2 separate regions of the Homo sapiens genome follow, and region 1 is linked to region 2. A link is an interaction called in ENCODE POLR2A ChIA-PET data of the cell type or tissue named here. Cell type or tissue: Caco-2. All regions are shown on one strand. Links, peaks and the distances in the headings refer to the core of each region. The heading gives the core; the rest is flanking DNA. Region 1 overlaps SCFD2 (sec1 family domain containing 2). Region 2 overlaps ERVMER34-1 (endogenous retrovirus group MER34 member 1, envelope).

What was found. Peaks named below come from ENCODE experiments on the same cell type or tissue, not always from the same donor. Only the 100,000 strongest peaks of a DNase experiment are listed, where the experiment ranks them.
Region 1: POLR2A ChIA-PET joins it to region 2 with 13 read pairs; 2 of 35 experiments call an interaction of 5 or more read pairs at or near these places.

The regions. Positions count from the first base shown.
Region 1 is chr4:52,943,113-52,952,409 of GRCh38, reverse strand. All of the region lies in intron 5 of SCFD2 (sec1 family domain containing 2), which reads left to right. SCFD2-AS1 (SCFD2 antisense RNA 1) reads right to left here. Exons shown (of 3, transcript XR_245255.4): 2 at 6,650-6,857; 3 at 1,388-4,130. Among named protein-coding and RNA genes, the nearest start is that of SCFD2-AS1, 20 kb to the right of the region's middle. RefSeq lists an enhancer at 1,193-2,130. In Caco-2, for the core only: no CTCF peak of the experiment used is centred there; no DNase peak of the experiment used is centred there.
Region 2 is chr4:52,742,450-52,750,780 of GRCh38, reverse strand. ERVMER34-1 (endogenous retrovirus group MER34 member 1, envelope) reads left to right here. Exons shown (of 3, transcript NM_001242690.2): 3 at 4,838-8,228. The coding sequence starts at 5,261. The coding sequence ends at 6,952. It overlaps LOC124900185 (small nucleolar RNA SNORA26), which reads right to left and starts at 2,644; the gene lies at 2,522-2,644. In Caco-2, for the core only: no CTCF peak of the experiment used is centred there; a DNase peak (open chromatin) is centred at 6,940.

The DNA.
Region 1 (9,297 bases), core at 4,291-6,790, 200 kb before region 2:
GACCGCAGGGGCCTGCAGAGAGGAGGGCAGCTGCCTTTAGATTGTCCCCCAGAAAGATGCCTGATGGTGGTGTGTTACTGTCTGGGCCTCACGTGGGACCATTTGGGGCAGAGGTGTGAGAGGGGATGGGGGTGTGAGAGGGGATGGGGGTGTGAGAGGGGATGGGGCTGTGAGAGGGGATGGGGAGGTGAGAGGGGATATGGTAGGGAGTGGCTTTGGGCTACTACTCAGACAGACGAACAGAGAGAAAGTAGAAGTGTGGCTTTCCTGCTTTCCTCCTGTCTTCTGCCTCTAGTCCAGGCTTCTCTTACCAACCTGGCATCTGAGCTCATCTCTAGGTACTGTCTCCGTGTACAGATATCACTCTGTGGCCTGCCACTCCATCATCTCTTCGTTCTTAAGATACTGATCACCTAGGGGTAGAGCGCCTTCTCCTCTGCACAGTGTTGAAATGCATTTTTGTAATCCAGCTCCCTTTTTTAATCCTCCATCGCCATTAAGTTTTGCTGCAGTAACAAATTAACCCAAAAAGTTCAAGGACTTAATTCAATTAAGACCTTATTTCTTGCTGATTTTACATGTTCAATATGGCTCAGTGAGGTTTGTGTTTCACATACTTTCTCAAAGATCCAGGCTGATGGAGGCTCAGACAGCTCAAAGCTGCACCATCTTGAGGTCTCCACAGAAACTATGGTGGGGAAAGAAGAGCTGAGCTGGAGGGTCTCGTGTAAGCTTTTGGAGTATCACTTCTTACAGACTCTTGACAAGAACTAATCACATGACTTCTCCTAACTGCTAGGGGGCTGGAAAATTAGGTGGATCCTACAGATAGTCAGTATGCAGATGATGCTTCTGCCACAACACATCCCCCCAAATTTTCAATATAATTGAGTCGATTACAGCTTTCCAATCGTAAGTTAGTCTTTCTAAGGGTACTGGTTGGCTAGATTGGAGTTGTCAGTTTTCAAAGATTTCCCAGTCTCAGGTTAACAAGCCTTCTTCTGTGCTCTTAGACAATGTAGTATGCATGTTGGTTATAGACCTTACCATGTTGCATTAGATTTAGTCGTCAGTGTTTCTGTTTCTGCCTCTCTATGCTTCTCCGTGTCTTAGCCAAACTTCTAAATCTTGAGGGCAGGAAATAGGTGTTTGGAGTTTTTTAAAGAAAAACATTGCTAATACTCAGCAGAATGGCTGGCTCTTTGGTGAGTCAGGGAGGAAGGAAGGGAGGGAGAGAATTAATGAATGAATGAATCAATCAATCAAAGCCACCTCTTAGAGTATGTTAGTCCCAAACTAAACACATCTATTATGGGTTGATTTTACCAGTGTAGTGGGCATCAGTCTCAGGATAAATGTTCGGGTGTATAACAAATGCAACTTTAAATGTTTTTCTCTAATTCCTTTAATTTACATGTTGTGCTCCCATTCCACTAAGTGGGGGAACGGAATTGCTGTCTGGTAATTCCAGGTCCCCCATCACCTTTTTCCAGGGCCATGTCTAATCTGGAGGCCAAGACTGTAAGGAGCTGGTATCTGTTCCCGAATGCTGTCTGTCCTGAAGGCATCTCCATGACACATTTTGTCTCATTGAGCCTCCACTGTCAGTCCACAAGGTCCTGGTGGGCGCCCCCTAGTTCCTGTTTGAAAGGCTTCTGGGGTCTAGTTCACTATATCCCCAAGTCTCTTTAAACTCCATTAGGTCAAGAGAAGCCTTCTTCAGCCATTGAGGAAGGGAGCCCAGGGCACCTTGAGAGTCCATTCTGGGTTTCACCTACAGTCATGCCACATGAGCCACGGGCAGTGCAGGGCCATGGAAAACTCTATGACCTTGTCTGACATGTCACACAGCCATTTCTGCTCTAGGTATTTTGCTTTCCTGTATTTCATTCAAAGGGTAAAACATAGATTCCCTTTGTTCTGTAAACCTACAAACATGTCTGAGCATTCTCTCTCTCTCCCCCAGGGCTTTGCTGCAGAGATGGCTAGGGGGCAGGGCCCCTTTTCTCAGGAATGTAGAACATTTACTTATTCTTTGTTTTCCCATTAGCTCTCCTCTCCTTCCACCCCAACTGCATTCAACACCACCCAACTCCCAACGAAGGGACATATTTCCAGTCTTGGGGACAAGAAGTCTAACTTTGCCTCTTTCAATTTTTCGAGTATCCACAAGCATTACAAACTCAATACCTAAATGACTGAAATGTGTTATAAGGTCAGAAAAATGTGATTTTATGCGTGTATGTAAAACCCATTAATATTTTGAAATATTTTGTTGCCATGCTAGTGCCACTCTCTGGGCAGTCTTCTTTTGTCCTCAGATTTAATTGAGGGCATCTACAGCTTGTCTCATACCCCATCCACAAGTGTCTGCTGCACTGTTGTGTGTACAGATGTGTTTGTTGGTGCCATCGGTCCACCCCTTCTGCCTAGAGTAGACCTGCAGGTAGGTTTGTACAGCACATTTGAGAGGCCTGACATAAAGCCAGGCTTCACATGGCTAGCCCAAGACCCTGTCACCAGAGGCTGCACTTCTTTCTGGATTCTGCACCAAGGTTCAAAAACATCTTGTGCACTCTCACAATTTGGTGTTACAGGCCTGGCTTACTTAAGCCCTAAATAAAAGGATGGAAAATTGTTCTTTCATTGTTTTCCTGGAGCATTAGGTCTGGCCCTTGTGGTTCACCCTTCTGTCCCTGCATGTCCTCAGAAGGGGGAAACGTTGAGACTTCAGCGTGGTCACAAGAGACTGCAGTGCTGAGAGCGGAGCCAGTGGACCAGGAGGAACTGATTTCTCTGTGCCTCTCAGTAACACTGTAGGAAAAACTCTCCTGTCCGTGGGAACCCTGAGGCAAGACAGCTCATGTAGGAAAGAGTTCAAGAGAGAACACCTGTTGGTTAAGTCAAAAATGAAAATAATGGACCTCAGACATCAAAAGGGAAAGTGGCTGCTTTCAGAAACAGCTGAAGCTACAAATGGCTGTGGGAGATGAATGCAATGCATCCATAAAGAACAGGCCTGTGCAGTCCCTGAGCTCCTAGGCTGTACACCCCAACCACACTTCCATAATGTACACATTGGAAAAGATGCCATTGTTAAAATATGGACTTATAAGTCGAAGTATTCATGTAAAATATTTGTGAAATATTTATGTAAAAAATGCTCAGACATGTTTGTAGGTTTATAGAACAAAGGGAGTCTATGTTTTACCCTTTGAATGAAATGTAAAATATGTGTGTGTGCATGTGTATAGTAAACTGATGTCCTGAGAATATTTGAGTGTCCTATAGAACTTATGGTGAGAACATGGAGCACTGGTGAGGTCACCTGGCTTTGTCTCAGGTCCCTCAGAGAGTTGGTGGCTCAGCAACATCTATCCAGTCCAGTCTTGGGGCTGCCTGTCCTATGCTTCTCCTCCAGAAGGCTTTTTGCTCAGAATTTTAACTCCCTATGATGATGCAGGAGTCTTCTTAAGCCACCTCTTAAGATGCCTGCTTTTAATTAATTTGTATTAAAAGAGCCTGTGTAGGGAGAAGAAAATAGAAGGCGGGATGTGGGAGAAAGAGAATATACATTACAACCCTGGAAATAGATGCAGAAAAATAATCAATCCGCCCATCGTTTTAAATCTAGCCTGTCCACCCCCATGAAGACTACACACTGTCAGGAAAAGGAGAGGATCCAGCGTGTTCTTCTGTTGGTTGCTTATGCTGATGGCTGCATCCTCCAGAGTTAACAAATCATATATATAAGTAGGAGTTGGAAATTAGCACAATATTTCCATATGTGAACCACTGGTTGCAGTAAAGAGACTTGGCATGTCCCCACTAGGAACAGAATATTAGCACTGACTTACATTTGTTTAGTTCTGTACAGATTAAATTGCATTTTCACTAGCTCATTGGCATCTTCAAGATAACCTGAAGGTCACTGTAGTTATCTCCCTTTACAGAAGCAGAAACTGAGGCTGAGAGTTCAAGAATCTGTCCAAAGTTGCTAGCTCGTGAGTCCAGGCCCTTTGACTGAAATCACTTGTTTCTTCTATGGTGCCGCAGCTGCATCATCATTACTTCCCGGTCTTTGGGGGCTCATGGATGTTTGTCAGAGTGCTGGGAAAGCTGTGGCTCTGCTGATTAAGAGCCATGTGCCAGGGGGACAAAAGAGGGAAGAGAAAGCGCATTAACAGAGCACTTGCTGTGTTCCAGGCATGTAATAGCCTTTATCTCGTTTAATCCCTCTATTTTATTTACAACACTACACTCTCCCACCTCAGGGTTCCAGCCTCTGCTGTATCCCATATGGATTTGGGTAGTATCACACCTTTAAATTTGTGTCATTCTCTCTTCCCTGATCCTGTGTAAAGAATTTTTTGTACGTGATTTTTTGTGATTCACATGATTTCTTCTAGGATTTGCCTGCTTTTTTTTTTTTTTTTTTTTTGGCCTATTTTTCTACTTGGTTGTTTGTATTTTTCCAATTGATTTTCTTATTGATTTCTTTGTTTACTTATGTAATCCTTTGTTGGTTTTATGTTACAAATACCTTATACTAGCTTAAGGCTTAGCTTTTCACTCTGTTCATGGTATCTTTCAATTTTTTTTTTTTAATTTTAAAGTTTTGGCCTTTTCACATTTAGTACACCTGTATTTTTTTTCCATGAAATTTGTAATCTAGGGATGAAATTTTATATCGTTTTTTTGCGAACACCATTTGCTAAGTAGTTCATCCTTGCCCCTACTGAATTTCAGTGCCATCTTGGTAGTATATCAAGTTTCCATATGTGCATGGAACTGTTTGTGGGCCCTCTGCTTTGTTTCATTCATCTAAATGTGTCTATCCCTGTGCCAATACCACCCTGTCTTAATTACTATATATGTATAATGAGTCTGTTCTTCTTCAAATTTTTCATGGTTATTCTTAACCATATGCTCTCGCATAGGTGTCTTAGAATCAATTTGTAAAATTATACATACACACTTCACTTTGTGATTTTCATTGAAATTGTACTGAATTGCTAGATCAATTTGTAGAGAATTGGTATTTTTACAATACTAATGCCTGATGGAACCTGAGTTTCAACTGCCATAAGCCTATGAAGGCCGGAGCTCGCTCTAAATAATGAAATGACTTCTGGCTTCTGTCTGTCAGTTTCCCCGTGAATGGAAAGCCCTTTCCGAATGGCCATCCTTCAACAAATCTTGAGTTCATCATGACAGATATTTTTCTTGATGGTGAGCTGAAGGGAGAAATGATTATTGTAGTGCAGTTTGCCAAGACTTTTTTCTAGCTGAGTGATCAAATATATGTAATTAGGGAGAAGAAAGCCTGTAAGAACAGTGCAGGAGCCAACTCAGCTCTGACAGCTGAGTCCCTGAGATGGCCTGAATGAAAGCGCTCACATGCACCAGGGCACAGTGAGCAGCCTGCATGGGCTGGAAACTGTCAGCAGGACAGAGATGCAAAAATAGAATAGGACAGTGCCATCGAGCCTGCTGAGGTTGACATGCCCAACCAATTTCATTCCAAAGATTATTACCCTTTTCTTCTGATGTCTACTTTCCTGATCCTCCCAGCTTTCCAACCATAAGTACCTAAGACTCAAAGAAAAACAATCCCTGAGTCCTGAATAGTAATAATGCTAATCCTTTGTTCTAGGAGGTTCCAATCCTGGTAAATGAGGATTTTTAAAAGATGAGAGCCTATTTCTTTTAACTCTTAAGATTTTCTAGAAATTAAAATAAGTGGCTTTATTATGGTAAACTACAGAAACATAATTAATATTTTTGGTTAAGGAGATGAAAACATAGTGATTGTTTATGACCCTAATCTTAGTTGTTATGATGATAAGTCATTTTTATTCCTAATTACAGAAAAATTCTTGAGAACTCTGATACTCCTTTCTCTTTGCTTAAGAAGGAACTCTGAATTTTAGGTATTTTCATCAAATTTTTTTTTTAGAAGTAAAGGGCAAATATTCCTAACATTTTTAGAGTAAGAATACTTTGGTAATTTTGAAACATGCCATTTCCTATCCTTCTGAAAGTACTCTATATATTTATTTTTTAAATGGAAAATTTTAGAATCTTTTCCTATGAGATCTTAAGGATCTTTTTGGCATACTGAGATAAACCTATGATGTTCACGGCTGATAATCACAGCTTTAGAAAATGCATTTTATACCAAGAAGGAAAACATAGCTGGCAAACCATCAGAACTAACTGTGGTATTAAAAATGCAGATCCCTAGTACCATGCCAAGAGATTCATTAGACACCTGTGATAATTTTCTATGCTTTTGAAGCAAGAGTCTTATTGTCTCAATTTTTTGCAAATAACCTATTTCATTTTTCCATGATAGTAACTTATTCCAAATGCACGTGGTTTTATTTTCTCCTAAAACTAAAAAAGTTAAAAGATTATTTTAAAAGGATGCAGCATTTGCTTTTTAAAATCAGTTAATTTAGGGAAAAGAAAAGAATATAACCCCCCAAAATGTTCGATGTATAAATCCCAAACTCATTATTCCTTCTTGAAAAAAGAGAAAGGAATGTTAAAATTCTCATGAGTCTTTCTGTAACTGAAAGGTTAGAGAAAGAAAAAGAGAATTGAATTTAAAGTCAGTAAAATAATAATCCCATTTGAAACTTACGTTATTTTTCATGGCTTGGAAAGTATGTCCAGGAATATCTGATAACTGAAGCCGCTGAGAAGGCAGTGTCCTAGTGGGAGCTGTAACTGTCTGCTGATAAGGAATCCTTTCCCTTTGGTTTTGTTTATTGGTAGTGGTGATGTTTTTTGAATTTGAGTCTTGCCCTTGACATTAGCAGAAGTACAACTCATTTTTCCATGGATGAACACTAAGTATTAATGTAAAAAGAAACATCTGTAAAAAGGTCAGTGTTAACATCCTCATACTCATTGCCATGACAAGGATATGGAATTATTTTACCAGACTAAGTTAAAATATATGTGTTGAGGGGGAGAGGATTTGGGGAGAGAAAATCTTAAGTGTGGGCTGGGGATATAAAAACAAGGCATTCCAACCAGATTTTCTGGGCTGTGCCTTTAGTTCTCTAAAGAAAAATAATTTAAATATATAATTAAATAAGATTCATAATGCTTATAGCATACGAATGTGATCTCGAATGAAATTTAAACAATAGAGATAAAAGCACAAGTCCCTCTTGAGATCTCTTTTTCTAATTTCACCCCTTTCCATATGTAACCCCTTTCATCAGTTTTGATGTAGTCTTCTACATTCTTTTGTAAGTATTCACATACAAATTTATCTGCAAAGAAATGCTTAGAAGTATATAGAGCTTTTTAAAGCATTATGACATAATATTCTGCATATTGTTCCACAGCTTGCTTCTTCCACTTAATATGTCTTAGTTATTTTCAGATAACTCTATAGAGCTTTTTTAGTGACTGCATATTACTCCATATTATTAATTTAGTCTTTACTTATTGATACAGGAGTTGGTCAAGAAATATCTGCAGCTAGGTGGACATGGAAGGTTTGATTATCTCTGAGTAGCTCAAAGACATTTAATGACTCCAGGGAGGGGACTTCAGAAGGAGGCCACCTTCTCCTTCCACCAGTTAACCTGGAGGTTACTTCACCTACCTATAGCTCTCCTCAGAGGGATGTCTCTGATCAAGCATTAGGCAACAGTGGCCAGGCACTTTAGTGAAATATATTTAAAACTAAATTCAAAAGTTGAAGTAGAGTATCTATTATGTTAAACATGTGAAAAGAGAGACCAGGCAGTTTTGTCCTTGAGAGCAAAATTTAGATGATAAATTTGTCATTAGAACAACAGACATAGGTAATTCAATCTTTTAAATAAAAGAGTCATGACATCTATCTCTTTACAGTGTTGCATAGTTCTCTAGCATGGACCCTAAAGAACTGAATAATATAGTTAGCTATTATCTTTTTCTGTCTTATGGTCTCTTCCTTTAGTGGTTTTAACCCTACTTGTCATGGTTCTTCTCTTAAGTCCCAGATATTTGGGCATAAGAAGGAACTTAACATTTCTAAGACATGATTGTTATAAAAGCAATATAATTTCAATGTCTTCTCCCACAACCAGAGACATTTTGGTATAGAACTCAATAACATTTCTGCAGTATGGAAATCTTTTGACAAATGAGATAAACAGTAATACATAATTTGTATGAATAAAGAAACAAGAGAATTCTCAGTCTTAGTCCACAATGACATAAAATAAATATTGAGAGGTCATATGATATAATTATATTAATCCAGATACAACTAAAAGAGACAGAATGTGTTTAAAATTACAAGTGTTATCTATCATTCAATAAGGCCCATTAAGAATATTTTTAGTGCTCATTATCCTTGTCAGTTTCTAAGGGTTTATCTGCTAAATAATTGTTTGTACTTTTAACATTTTGACATCCTGGAGCTCTTGTAGTTAGGCTTTCATTTCATGTGATTGTTTGATAAACAAATGTTTTCAATGGGCTAAAAATAAAGCTATACCATGTGTCTGAATTCAGCCCTCCCACATGGTTCTATTTTAGGCACATTGAAGGGTTGGGAGAAGAAGAAGGAAGCCAAGATGGGTGATACAGAGCCATTGCATGGTGAGCTCAGGGTCTCTCCTCATGTCAGCCTAATATGCTAGGGTTTGGTTTGAATGTGTCCCCTCCAAAATTCAAGTGTTGCCAATAAGATAGTATTAAGGGGTGGGGTCTTTAAGATGTGATTAGACCAACAAAGCTCCTCCCCTATGAATGAGGATTAAGTGCCCTTATAAAGGGGCTCTATGGAGGGGGTTGGTTTTCTCTTGCCCTTCCTGTTAGGGATAAGGGAAATTCACAAAGTTAGGATATGGGCACAAGTTACTCACTGCATGGTGAGTGCTTGAAGGCCAGATTAATACTATGTATCAATTAAAGAGAAGCTACACCTGGTTCCGCCCTGTGAAGATGCAGCAAGAAGGCCCTCACCTGGCACTTTGACACTGACTTTCCAACATCCATAAATTTACTGTGAGGAAGTAAATTTATGTTCTTTATTAATTACCCAGTCTGAAATATTCTGTTATAGCAGCACAGAACAAACTAAAACATATACCTAGCATAAGCTTAATGCCTATCTTTAACAGGGTTTTTGTTTTGTTTTGTTTTGTTTTGTTTTGTTTTGTTTTGTTTTGTTTAAGGCATGAGTTACTGACAGTTTCTTTAATATGGGATGTTTGGAATTCAGCACATTCCGTAAGGCATACTCTTGACACTAGTGCCAGAGAAGCTGGGGGCTGCAGCTGG
Region 2 (8,331 bases), core at 5,832-8,331:
GCCTGTTGACCATCCTGGTGTCTTTCCCATGTGGCCCTGTATGGTTGGCATGGTTCCTGTCTTTAGGACTTGTGAGTATAACGCTTTATTTTTTCCTGAGCTTCTCCTATGTCTCCCCTTTGTGAGCACAGTGGCCAAAGAAGTCCATTTGGTCCCATGTCTAATCCATCGCATAACTGCTTGGCCCCCTTTGGTAGCCATGTCTGTTTTAGGTTGTGGGGCATTTGCCCGACAATGAACGTGAGTCAGAGATAAGAGGAGGGTCGCAAGCTGGGTGGAGGAGAGACAGGGAGTCCATTTTTGCCTGCCCATTTAGCAGCTTTCTCAGCCCTACAATTCCATAAAGATACTCTATCAGTTTCCTAAGTGTTGCGCAATGAACAATAATAATTTATGTAGGAAAATAAATAGACTGTAATAGGATAACAATTATATGCCCATTGGTGATGGGAGTATATGCTGAGGTCGAGAATCTATGGGGGGGTAGGGCGCAGTGGCTCACTCCGGTGATCCCATCACTTTGGGAGGCCGAGGTGGGCGGATTGCCTGAGGTCAGGAGTTCGAGACCTACCTGGCCAACATGGTGAAACCCCATCTCTACTAAAAATTCAAAAATTAGCCAGGCGTGGTGGTGCATGCCTGTAATTCCAGCTAGCCGGGAGGCTGAGGCAGGAGAATTGCTTGAACCTGGGATGTAGAGGTTGTGGTGAGCGGAGATCGCACCACTGCACTCCAGCCCGAGCAACAGAGTGAGATTCCATCTCAATTAATAATAATAATAAGAAGAATTCCGTCTCAAATCATCATCATCATCATCTATGGGGTTTCCAAACTGCCAAGGACATGGCAGAGTCCCAGGGTATACCTAGTCAGTGTAAGTAGTGTACGTTTTCTCTTTCACCAGTGTACAAGCTCACTATGTCATAGCTGGTTATTATCTTTCTGAGAATTTTGTTTATAAGAGTTGTCACAGGATAGAGTAAGTCTGTTTTTGTTTGTTTGTTTAAGACAGAGCCTCGCTCTGTTGCCCAGGCTGCCATCTCGGCTCACTGCAACCTCCACCTCCTGGGTTCAAGTGATCCCCCGAGTAGCTGGGAAGACATGCACAAGCCACCACGCTGGCTAATTTTTGTATTTTTTAGTAGAGATGGGATTTCACCATGTTGGCCAGGCTGGTCTCAAACTCCTGACGTCAGGTGATCTGCCCTACCTCGGCCTCCCAAAGTGCTGGGATTACAGGTGTGAGCCACCACACCCGGCCCAGAGTAAGTGTGGATGGCTCAAGGAGTATCTTAAGAGGTCTTCTTGTGGTTTAGAAGCCAACTCTGTGACTGTAAGGCAATCATGTGATGTGGAGTGGGGTTCTCCATCAGGGAGAGGTACAGGTTTAGAGCATTACAGAGTTGCAAGATGAGGAGGGGTTGGTCTGTCAAGTAGAAAGGCACTCTTTTATGGAACTGTAAGAGTTGACACAGAATGGGAAACAAAGGTAAATAAGAGAACCTATTGTAAGGTTAATGGCTTTGTCAATTAGGATGGCAGCTGAGGTCACTACATAGGCATAGGAGCATGCCTGATACCACGGGATCCAACTGACATGAAAAATATGCTATGAGGCCGGGCATGGTGGCTCACACCTATAATACTAGCACTTTGGGATGCCAAGATGAGAGGATCACTTGAGCTTAGAAGTTTGAGACCACCCTGGGCAACATGGCCAGACCTTGTCCCTATTAAAAATAATTTTTTTTAAAAAAGGAAGCCAGGTATGGTGGTGCATGCCTGTAGTCCCAGCTACAGGGGAGACTGAGGTGGGAGGATCTCTTGAGCCCAGGTGTTCGATGCTGCAGTGAGCCATGCTTGCACCACTGCATTCCAGCTTGGGCAACAGAGTGAGACCCTGTTTCTAAGGAAAAAAAAGAAAAAAAAATATGCTATGCAACTTACCTGAGAGGAAGAAAGTTGTCCTAGAATACCTACAGCTATCTCATTGTTTTCACAGCAATATACACGGAAAGGCTTGTCAAAACTGAGTAAATAAAAACAGGTGTGTGGGGTGGTTAATGCTAATTTCAATATCTCAGTGAAGGTTTCTGTGGTTATGCCTGGGAGAGCATGTAGAGGTTAGGCAAAGGCAGCACAACTGGGAATCCATTGGTAGCAACAGCCAGCTGCTAAGTGTGCACACCTGCCTTCGAGATCAGGAGGAACGCAAGTGACGCAAGGCCTTTGCGGGTGAGTTTGAGTAACTTGAGACATTCCATGGCCTAAGTAGGTAACAGTTCAAATGTCCGTACCCATTGAAATCTGGTTCTGGGAGGCATTATGACCAGAGTCAGCCAGTCTTCAGATGTTCTCAGGTGAAAGCAGTCTATACTATTCTGCTGGGCCATTACTGCTTACAGTGTCAAATACCAACACTTGGTTTTTATGCACTGTCAAAGCTAAGGTTAAGTTTGAATGCATCATATGTGATATGCAAAAATATCACAAATGTGCTTAAACTGTAAGGAATTTGTTCAGCTGTGACTCCAGACAGGAGTCTAGCTCCTCCAAAGAGGAGCTTTACATTCTCTTCTCTGGGTTTTATGGAGACTTACTTAACCCTTCTGCTTAATGCACTGTGTCAACCTTAAAAGGGGCACAAGAAAGGGTGATTTAAGATTTTTTTTTTTTACAGGGTTTGCTACTACTCCCTGCACTGCTCCCTGGTCCACAGCTCATGAATCTTAGTTTCTTTTTTGAGATGGAGTTTCCCTCTTGTTGCCCAGGCTGGAGTGCAATGGCACAATCTCAGCTCACTGCAACCTCCACCTCCCAGGTTCATGCCATTCTCCTGCCTCAGCCTCCCGAGTAGCTGGGATTACAGGCATATGCCGCCACGCCTGGCTAATTTTATATTTTTAGTAGAGATGGGATTTCTCCATGTTGGTCAGGCTGGTCTCGACCTCCCAACCTCAGGTGATCCGCCCGCCTTGGCTTCCCAAAGTGTTGGGATTACAGGCATGAGCCACTGTGCCCGGCTGCATCTCAGTTTCTTTAAGTCTGCAATCCCCATTAGAAGCAGCTGTTTTGCTAAGTGAGCCCATGGGTGTCAATTGCCTTTCTGTTAAGAGAGCCAGATTCGGGCCTTGGTGACAAATGCACCAAGGAACCCTCCAGTCCCACTGGTCATGCGCTTGTGGCCTGGGTCATTTCATTTCACTCAAGGCCAGGGATGTATATGTTAACCTCCATGGGAAAGAAGAGGCAGGGCAGGGTGAACAGCTTAGGATTGGCTAGTTTGAATAATTTCAATGGATTTCAAATTGTAGAGGTTGTCCCCTAGTTGCATAGCACTTGGCCCTGGGATGATTAAGGCAGACAAATAATTGCTTACATGTGTGTAAGGGCCAGATAGAGGAGGTATGGCTCTGGATTGATTAGTTTGTATATCAAAGACATGCTCCTGGTTGGCCCCTTGTTATCTCTGAGAATTGGCTAGTCCCTAAGAAAGGTAGTCTCTCCTCAGCTGGAAAGGTTTTTTGTTTGTTTGTTTTTGGTTTTGTTTTTTAGACAGAGTCTCACTCTGTCACCCAGCCTGGAGTGCAGTGGCGTGATCTTGGGTCACTGGAATCTCCACCTCCTGGGTTCAAGCGATTCTCCTCCCTCAGTCTCCCGAGTAGCTGGGACCACAGGCGCACACCACCATGCCCAGCTAATTTTTATATTTTTAGTAGAGGTGGGGTTTTGCTGTGTTGGCCAGGCTGTTCTTGAACCCCTGGCCTCAAGTGATCCATCCGTCTCAGCCTCCCAAAGTGCTGGGATTACAGGTGTGTCCCACCGTGCCCGGCCCTCAGCTGGAAAGGTTTTCCAAACGTCAGAACATAATTAGTATACAGAAAATTTTAAGGTATTTACATATGTGTGAATAGGATGATCAAAAGAGCCAAAAAGAGCCAAAAGACAGTTGGCTCTTGGCATCCATAGCATTTCTGATCAAATTATTTCCCAGTGCAGTACTTGTAAATCTCACCAAGACTCTAGAGATGGTAAGCATACTGCAAAGAGTCTTCCAAGACCCACACTGCCTTTTATGGTACTCTAAATGGACTTTATAGATTTGTCTCCAGCCTTAGACTGTTCTCACTGCATGTTTAATGGATGGACTGTGCTATCCAACTAGATGTGCTAAGGCCATAACAGTGGAAAAGAAACTAACAACTGAGATTATTTCTTGTTTTGGCATTCCTTTATGAATTGAATCAGATAAAGGAACTCACTTTACGCAGAATTAAATCAGTTACTTGCAAAACTCTTGGATATTCATTAAAATTGTATACCCCCTACTATACTCAATCCTCAAGGCAAGTGAAACATAAAAATCTAAACATAAAATGAACTCTAGGAAAAAATCTGTCAATAAACTGGACTCAGACGGCCAGAAGCATTACCCTTGGTCCTTATAAAGATCTGGAATACTGACCGGTATGGTGGCTCATGGCTGTAATCCCAATACTTTGGGAGGCTGAGACAGGATGATCAGTTGAGGCCAGGGGTTCCAGACCAGCCTGGGCAACAAAGTGCGACCTCCATCGCTACAAAAAATAAGAAACAAACAAAAAAGGTCTGGAATACTCCAAATAGGAGGACTGACTGCTTTTGAAATAGTTTTTGGCTACTCTGTGCCTACTGGCATCTCTAAAACTTTCATAGATTGAATGTGCATTGTGAGGACTTCAGTGAACAATTCAAAACTGTGACTAATTATATACAATAATTAGTATACTTGGAGCATATTTTCAACAGGTAAAAATGTGTGGCTTTCACTAACAGACCCTGCCATCTTTTCAACCAGGTGATCAAGTATATCTGAAAGTTTTTAGAAGAAAAGATGTGTTGTAACCTCCCTGGAAAAAGAAGAGACCTTATGAAGTACTGCTAACCACCTACATAGTCATCAAAATAAAATTCCTGAATTTGTACAAGCCACAGGAAGCTAGATTGAGATCATTATATGACAACTGGAAGGCCAAGGCTATGGGTTACCTCAAATTGAGGAATTTTGGCACCTACTCACAGGCTCCATGAGCAGATGAAGTAGACAGCTTTACTCAGTATCTCAGACCAAGAACTTCATCTCCATCTCCAACTAGCTGAAACATCTTCCCTCCTCAACCTGGAAAATTCTCTGACTTAGAAATTTAAACAAAACCCTCCCCTTTCATTGAATCTCCATTGTCTGGAGTTTGCTTGTTTTAATCTAGCCTGTTCCTCCACTATGGGCTCCCTTTCAAACTATGCCCTGCTTCAACTAACCCTTACTGCTTTTTTGACAATTCTAGTACAACCTCAGCACCTGCTTGCTCCAGTTTTCCGGACACTATCTATCTTGACTAATCAGTCTAATTGCTGGTTATGTGAACATCTAGATAATGCAGAACAACCCGAACTAGTTTTTGTTCCTGCCAGTGCAAGCACCTGGTGGACCTATTCTGGACAATGGATGTATGAAAGGGTGTGGTATCCACAAGCAGAAGTACAGAATCACTCTACTTCCTCCTATCGTAAAGTGACTTGGCACTGGGAAGCCTCCATGGAAGCTCAAGGTCTATCCTTTGCTCAAGTAAGGTTATTGGAGGGAAATTTTTCTCTTTGCGTAGAAAATAAAAATGGCAGTGGACCCTTCCTAGGTAATATACCTAAACAATACTGTAATCAAATACTATGGTTTGATTCTACAGATGGCACCTTCATGCCCTCTATAGATGTTACAAATGAATCCAGGAACGATGATGATGATACAAGTGTTTGCCTAGGCACTAGACAATGTTCCTGGTTTGCAGGTTGCACAAACCGGACCTGGAACAGCTCAGCTGTTCCCTTGATTGGTCTGCCCAATACCCAAGACTACAAATGGGTAGATCGAAATTCTGGATTGACCTGGTCAGGTAATGACACCTGTCTCTATAGCTGCCAAAACCAAACCAAAGGCCTTCTGTACCAGCTATTTCGCAACCTATTTTGCTCTTATGGCCTGACAGAGGCACATGGGAAATGGAGATGTGCAGATGCCAGCATAACTAATGACAAAGGTCATGATGGACACCGGACCCCCACCTGGTGGCTCACAGGTTCCAATCTGACCTTGTCTGTGAACAACTCTGGCCTCTTTTTTTTGTGCGGCAATGGGGTGTACAAAGGGTTTCCACCTAAATGGTCTGGGCGATGTGGACTTGGGTATCTTGTACCTTCCCTCACCAGATACCTCACCTTAAATGCTAGCCAAATTACAAACCTGAGATCCTTCATTCATAAAGTAACACCGCATAGATGCACCCAAGGAGACACAGACAATCCACCTCTGTATTGCAACCCCAAGGACAATTCAACAATAAGGGCCCTTTTTCCAAGTTTGGGAACTTATGATTTAGAAAAGGCAATTCTAAACATTTCCAAAGCAATGGAACAGGAATTCAGTGCCACTAAGCAGACCTTGGAAGCACACCAATCAAAAGTTAGCAGTTTAGCCTCTGCATCCCGAAAGGATCATGTCTTGGATATACCGACCACCCAACGACAAACGGCTTGTGGAACTGTTGGCAAACAGTGTTGCCTCTATATAAATTATTCGGAAGAAATAAAGTCTAATATACAGCGTCTCCACGAAGCATCCGAGAACCTGAAGAATGTACCGTTACTTGATTGGCAAGGCATATTTGCAAAAGTGGGAGACTGGTTCAGATCATGGGGCTATGTGCTTTTAATTGTTCTTTTCTGCTTATTCATCTTTGTTTTAATCTATGTTCGTGTCTTTCGCAAATCTCGCAGATCCCTTAACTCCCAACCTCTGAACCTAGCCTTATCTCCACAGCAATCAGCACAGCTCCTTGTCAGTGAAACTTCATGTCAAGTTTCAAATAGGGCAATGAAGGGACTAACAACCCATCAATATGACACAAGTCTACTTTGAGAATATCTGAACAAACAGCAGCTGCAGACAAAAAGCCTTAGCTAAACTTTGATGAGTAAAGCAGGTCTTACCGAGAATTCAGCTGCCAAAACCCTCCTCTGAGTGTTCCTCTTATAAGGGCACTTAGCACTAGGACCTCCCAAGGTATTGTAAATAAGCCTTATCAGAACTTTTTGTAGTTTCATTCTGAAGCCTTAAGACACACACCATAAAGCTGATCTGTAAACCCTTACCCCTTGCTGTTCAGAGAGCTACTCTTTGTAGTGTTCTTGCATGCATATATAATAAATGTTTTTTCTATTGATCTGTTAATTTGCAAGCCCCCAAACACTGGAACTAAGTTGGGGGCAGGATAGTTTCTCCCAACAGCACTTTGTAGGCTTCTGGATAGACCAAAGAGTGTGTTTGAATAGATAAGGGAATTTTGTTCCCTTGATTTTGGTTGAAGGTAGAAGAATCCAATGTACACATACACAAAACTATGTCCTTAAATTTGTCTCAAAGAATAAATATTGGGTAGTCATCAGAATTGACTGAAAACTTACTTTAGGGAGAAAGCCACAAATAATTTAGGCTGGTATGATCTGAGCTTTCCTGATTTCCCATGGGCATTTTAGTGGTCTAATGGAATATTAGTCTGATATGCATTTTAGCCATCTTATGAAATGGGCCGCAGGTGGAAGTAGGATGCAGGGAGTGTTGAGGTGGCATCTATTATATCAAATGCTTCACTCTGCCCAGTCCTCTGGTGAGTTCCTTACATGCATCTTTCTAGTTAATCCTCTCGGTGTTCATATTTTACAGATTAATCAACTCAAAGGGTAGATAGCTTGCTAAAGATTATACTATTACTGAAAAATAGCAAGATGCAGAACAGCATACCTAGTATGTTACTCTTTTTTTTTTTTTTTTGAGGCAGAGTCTGGCCCTTTCACCCAGGCTGGAGTGCAGTGGCTCAATCTCGGCTCACTGCAACCTCTGCCCCCTTGGGTTCATGCCATTCTCCTGCCTCCCTCCTGAGTAGCTGGGACTACAGGCGCCTGCCACCACGCCTGACTAATTTTTTGTGTTTTTAGTAGAGACGGGGTTTCACCGTGTTAGCCAGGATGGTCTCAGTCTCCTGACCTCATGACCCGCCCACCTCAACCTCCCAAAGTCCTAGGATTATAGGTGTGAGCCACTGCACCCAGCCTCGTATGTTACTTTTTATTTTAAAAAAGGGGAAATGATATGTATATGTGTATGTATTTGCAAATAAAACAGGAAAAGCCATTCACAATTGAAAGTGATTCACATGTAAGAGGAATGGACTGTGAGATTCTCACCTCCTTTTTAAGGTTGCACATAAACAAATTTATGAACATAGCAGATTGATAATT